Regions from separate parts of the Homo sapiens genome. Here region 1 is linked to region 2. The links are chromatin loops, found by intact Hi-C in ENCODE. Cell type or tissue: sigmoid colon. All regions are shown on one strand. Links, peaks and the distances in the headings refer to the core of each region. The heading gives the core; the rest is flanking DNA.

The links. A loop is a pair of places that touch in the nucleus more often than their neighbours do. Peaks named below come from ENCODE experiments on the same cell type or tissue, not always from the same donor. Only the 100,000 strongest peaks of a DNase experiment are listed, where the experiment ranks them.
Region 1: it touches region 2 in a loop (2.8-fold over the local background); 3 of 110 quality-filtered maps call a loop at or near these places.

The regions. Positions count from the first base shown.
Region 1 is chr4:104,493,727-104,496,649 of GRCh38, forward strand. It overlaps CXXC4 (CXXC finger protein 4), which reads right to left and starts at 1,168. Exons shown (of 3, transcript NM_025212.4): 1 at 975-1,168. All of the region lies in intron 1 of CXXC4-AS1 (CXXC4 antisense RNA 1), which reads left to right. In sigmoid colon, for the core only: no CTCF peak of the experiment used is centred there; a DNase peak (open chromatin) is centred at 1,375; H3K4me3 peaks cover 2,067 bases; H3K27ac peaks cover 829 bases.
Region 2 is chr4:104,590,197-104,593,119 of GRCh38, forward strand. All of the region lies in intron 1 of CXXC4-AS1 (CXXC4 antisense RNA 1), which reads left to right. All of the region lies in intron 1 of LOC124900745 (a long non-coding RNA gene), which reads right to left. Among named protein-coding and RNA genes, the nearest start is that of CXXC4, 97 kb to the left of the region's middle. RefSeq lists enhancers at 1,242-1,823, 1,581-1,640. In sigmoid colon, for the core only: no CTCF peak of the experiment used is centred there; a DNase peak (open chromatin) is centred at 1,635; H3K4me3 peaks cover 471 bases; H3K27ac peaks cover 251 bases.

The sequences.
Region 1 (2,923 bases), core at 255-2,754, 96 kb before region 2:
CCCCAAAATGCTCTTGGCTAAATATTCTTGATGCTTGGAAGGGGTGAGGGAAGACACAGCAAGAATATGCATATAGCTTCAGTTTCTGCGAATCACATTGTAACTGCAAGACCATAATAACTGCTACTCAGTAAAAACTAGTTATGTCAACCATGCATTAGATATCATCACATTGAGTGGAGGGAAAATTTTCAACCTTTTAGTCTTTTGACCTTGTTCCAAATAAATAAATAATTTAACGTCCCTTTTTTAGAGTCTTAGAGTGGTGTTTCCAAACACAAGCTTTCCTTGCTTTTCTGATTGCCATCACCATCCCTCTTCCTACCTCAAGGTTTAATACCACCAGAAACTGTAGAAAATGATTATGCCCAGTATCCAGGTCATTATTGTTTAATCAATGCATCTCTGGAGCATGAAAAAGGTATCTAAGCCACAGCTATTGTTTGGATTTTATTTAAAAACAAAATAAAACACACACAAATAACTATAGTTCTATGCCAAAGCTAAATTAGAGATCCATACTTCATGATCCTGTTTTGCCTTTAAACAATGTGACTTTACATGCCTAATACTGTATGTCTGGTCTACCAGAGACATAGAGATCAAAGGTCATATTTAACATTCAGGAGGAGGGGCGGGTGCAGACTAATTAATAAATTAATACAGCGACGCTTTTTCTTGCTGGAGTCCAGCATTAATAATCTACTTTCACAATCCCAACGGACAGCAAACATTTAAGAGAAAAAAAAGCCAGAGAAAGAGAAAGAACAATCACTTACCAGTCTCTTTTTATTTGGGGAGCCTTAGAATTTGCAGACGCTGCCAGTCTGCCTTTAATTAGTTGCACATCACCCCCTAACACAAAGAAACACAAATCCAGATGTGTCTTGGCAGCTCCCAATTACAACTTTAATACTTGTAAACAAACTGTTGGGGGGGGGGGGGTAAATAAATATGCGGATCAAAAAAAATACCTGTAAATGGCTTTTTTTTCTTGTTGCAGAGAGAAGGAGGAGGAGATGGTGTTAGTGGTGGGGGTGGAAGGAGGAGGAGGTGGGGGGAGAGGAAAGAGTCGAGTGTGAGTGTATGTGTGAGAGCGCGGGTCTGTTGTCGGTGGTCTCTCCTCTCCCAGCGCGTTGCTCTCCGTCCGTCTCCAGTCGCTGTGTGCGAGGGAGGGAGGGAGCCGGGGAGTCTCTCCTCTCTCTCTCCCCTCTCTCTCTCTCTCTCTCTTCCCCTCTCTCTCACCCTCCCCCCTTCTCTCTCTGTTTGTGTGTGTGCGAGTGTGCGGTTGCTGGGGGAGGGGAGCCACAGAGAAAGGCGAGGGAGGAGGTGTGGAGGCTGGGGGCGGGGGCGCGGGGGTGGGGGTGATTGGCGCCGAGGTGAGGAGGACGCAGGGACGTGGACACCTACTGATGATTGGCTGCAAATTACACGGGGAACAAGAGGCGCACGCGGGCCAGCGCTCCTTTTCACAAATCCTCTCCTCGGCAGAGGAGCCACGTTTTCCCTGCTCGCCTGCGGATCGCCCTCCCTCCTCGCGCCCGGCTCTCCGGCTCAGCCCAGCACACAGGGCTGTTGATTATTTTCTTTTGCTCTCGGAGATAATTGTTTGGAAGGGTTGGAAAGAGGGCGTTTCCGCCACTCTGCGTGTGGGGTGTGTGTGTGCGTGCGTGTGCGGGTGTGTGTGTAAATAAACTTGTCTGGGATTTCTGGCTGGGTTGAGAAGAGCAATACAAGAAACAGAGAAAAGGTCATGTTTGTTTGAAGAATGCTCTTAGTTCGTACCCAATGGCATGGTTTTAAATAAATTTCCTGGTGTACCCAGGAAGACTTTAAAAAAAAATACCATTTAGATCTTTAAAGTAAGGGAAAACGGACCGGTGTGGTTCTTCAGACCCTCGAAGTACTATTATGCCAGAATGTAAAAAATCGGTGATATGATGCTTGGCCAATTTCAAAATCCATCTCAATCTCTGTCTCTCTTCTCTACTCTTCTCTCTCTCCTCCCAAAATCCTCTTTTACTATTCCATCTGGTAGTTCCAAAGAATAAATCAGATTTTTAACTCACTGCCCTATTTTTTAATTTCAAACTTTACTTAAACAAAAACTTTTGTCTTTCAGTCTATTTTAGAATAGTATGTAATTAACATTTCACTTCTTGCCACTTGGGAAAACATAGTTTATGAATTGAAACATAAATATTGTACGGCACGTCAAATATAAATAAAACTCGTTCATAAATGCAGCTGTAAATTAACCTCTTCACTGCTGCCTCAAATAAAATATTTGTGGACACATGCTATCCTACTATTAAAGTATACTCTAGTGGAAATAGTTATAAGATACAGAATTATGAATACTTTTGAATAATTTTTTTTCTAAGAGCAAAACAGTGGCTAAGGTAAGTTATAGAGTAGGAAAGAAAAAACTTAAGATTATTTAAATTGGTGTTATCAAGCAGAGTACAAGTTTTGTATTAAAATTAAGTGTTTATTCTAGAGTAATGCAATATTAATTGTTCAGATAAGTGAGGAAAATATAATGTTTTGTTTCTTTAATAAGAAAAAAAAGCTGAAAAGACATTTTAAACCATTTTGTATTTGAATTTTCAAAAGATAGACTTTGACCATATCAAGACATTACCAACTATGGAGGATAAATTGTTGATAACAAGTTTGAAACTGTGGTGTGTGTATGCCTAAATGAAGGTGTTATTTCAAGAGTGGGCTACTATTGCAATAGGAAACAGGTGTATTTTGTGACTCATTGATTAATATACATGTTTTGTAATTTTTTTAAAGCATAAGCTGTTTGATTATTACCGGTTATTTGACATCTATAGACAAAATAACTGGAGGGTTAATAATTATTCAAGTTAATAAGATATTTTTATTCTTGTGCTAATGCATTATAAAAGCAAAA
Region 2 (2,923 bases), core at 260-2,759:
TCCACTATGTAAAATGAGGATAACCATGACATTATTTTAAGGTCTAGGTTGAGGATCAAATGTGATTATATTCGCCAACTCATCTTATACTAAACAGATGTTAGTTATTAATATTCTTTTGAGAGTCTGAAGGAAACAAGGATCCACAGACATAAGAATTGCAGTTACCAACCTGATCTCATTAAGGAACATAGATGTCTACATTTAAACACATTTTTTTAAGAATAATTTTTAAGTTGGATTCACTTCTAATTTATAGATAGAGTTTGGAAAATGTTTGGCCCAATAATATTAAATACTAACCAAATTTTGTTAGTATTTCCTATATTACTAATATAGGAATATAGTATAGTAATATAGTAATATTGGAAATATAGTAATATAGGTGATAGTAATATAGGAAATAACATGAAGATGAATTTTAATTACCAATTCTTTCCTTTAATTCATCAAAAAGATGTTAATTATAATAGCTACCACTTCTCAAGTGCTTACTGTGTTCCAAGCTCTGTTCTGATTTATGAGTATTATCTCATTAAATCATATAATAACTCTATGAGGTATCATCTCCACTTTACTGATAAAGAAACTGAAGAAAAGCAATAGAGCCAGGGTTAGAACAAAAGCATCAGATCCTGGAGTCTGGATTCATGATAAATAGACTAGAAGACCTCTCCATTTGACTGTGCATGATACACTGAGGTCATCGTTAATCAGAGAAAGTTGGATTAAAAGCACTCTTAAGAGAGGATCTAGTCTATCCTCCCCTCAAGTGGAGAAATTAAGGCCTTCTACAACATCCCTAAAGACTGTCACTCAGACTTTGCCGGGCTGACATGTTCAAAATTCAGCTGCCATTCTACTTGGTCAGCCTCAGCCATCTCTGGGTAGTATCAAAACAAGATATATAGGTTTCCTGGCAACTGAAACAGTAACCTTGGCCTAACAGCCCCAGTCCCCAAATTTTATTTCTCTCAATACGCAAATACATATCTTTCCTTCCTTTTGCAAATACCTTCCTCTTGCCTTTCACAAGATAAAAAAAAAAAAATTAAAGCTTGTTTCCTAAGGCCAAAAATAAGTTAGCTTCAGAATTGGATATTCTTCTATCATTTTCATTTTCTTAAATTTCTACCCCCTCCATTTCTTAAACAAGTGAAGGTTGCATGTGTTTTTAGAAAGTAAATTAAAATCATGTTCCTTTCTCTTTATCTTTTTGGAAAATGTGAGCATCCTCTTTAAGAAAGACTATTTGTGAAGCCAGGGTCAAAGGTCTTTATTCTAAGTTCAACTCTCAGCTGGAGAACCGAGATCCCACTTCTCTGGGCTACGCCAAGGCAGCAGAAGGTGAGTGACAATGAAGTCAAGCATCAAGGACAAGAGAGGCACCTTATTCCACATGCTGTTTTTCTCACAGGTAAAGTGAGAAATCAAATCCTCTGCTCTCCCTGCAGCACTGTCCTCTCTGAACATGACATTAACTTCCACAAAAGAACCTTGTGGTAAAGGGGGTGATTAGCTAGATAGGCCTTAACAGCTGGGCTCCAGGAGATTGAAGCGAGGTGGAGGAGGGGCACTCTGAGGCACTGGGTCTTGTAGTTCTATCAACAGCAGCAGCAGCAGCAGATGAAAAGCTCCTAGAGGTGGGGGCAGGGGAGAGCCCAGATTGTAAACATCTCTTGCCTGTTGCCTAGAAGCAGTGGCAGCAAACAATCCAAAGACTGCTCCTAGATTTTCAAAATTTCCTTTATATGCAGGGCTCTGCTTCTTTTTAAAATATGCGGCCATTTTATAAGGTCATGAGCACACATGCGACGGGTGCATATATCATAATAATTTCCTAGCCACCATGTGTAATTGCGTACATAAAGTGGTCAATTATTGCTTAACAAAACCTTGTTAATGTCAGTACATTAATTCCGAGGCTTTTATAAACCTTTTAATGACTACCTTGTATTAGGTACTCATATTTGTGAGAATCAACAAAAACAAAAAAAAGATGCTTCTTTGTTTGTGGGGAAAACTTGATAATTCCTGAATGATAGGTTTCTGAAATAAGCTATGATGAAGGACAGGAGTAATGTATTATAAATTGGTTGAAAATGTGATAACAGTAATGTTATAGGCTGTCTTGGCAGAAATGAACTGCAAATATCACACACACACACACACACACACACACGCATGGACAGAGCAAGAAAAGGGCAGGGTAGTAACAGTGGAAGATTTTAATTATCTTGCCATAGCACAGGATTACATCAAGTGGAGGAAGTGAGGCTGGATCTGGTGCAAAGCTGATTTCTAATTTAATGTGTACATCACCCGAAAAGGGAGGAAAGAATGCTAGGTTTAGAATTAAATAATATTTAGGGTTCAAAGGAGAGTATAGGAAGCCGTGATTAAATCTCATTAAGCATATGATTTAATCCCAAATAGAAGCTAGAGGTGTTTAGAGACAAGAAGGAAGTGTAGGAAGACAAAATAAAATACAGCATATAATCATTAATTCAGAAAAAGACAAGCCACTGAATTAAGTTCAGGGTAAATAGCAGGGAAGTGGTTTTTATAAACACGGTATCACCCAAAACACCATTCCCACTAATAAGTGATAAATTTGTTTAGCATTTTACAAGACCAAAGTAGAAAAGTAAAGCTTCTAGAAAGATGTAGCACAGAAAAGCCTCCCCCTTCCTTTATCAGGATCCACAATTTTTAAAGGAATAGAAAATCAAATCCTCAATACTTGAAAGGGAACTCTAAAAAGGACCCAGGGGAGAAAAAGAGGTACCGAAATTACCAAATTGGAGGGCAAACTTCTTTTATACTGTAAAAGCATACAACCTAGCCAGGCATCCATAGGGCCATTAAGCGGATGAGTGGGAAGGCAGGGACGGATGAGGCTGCAGTAGTCGAAAGCCTGAAT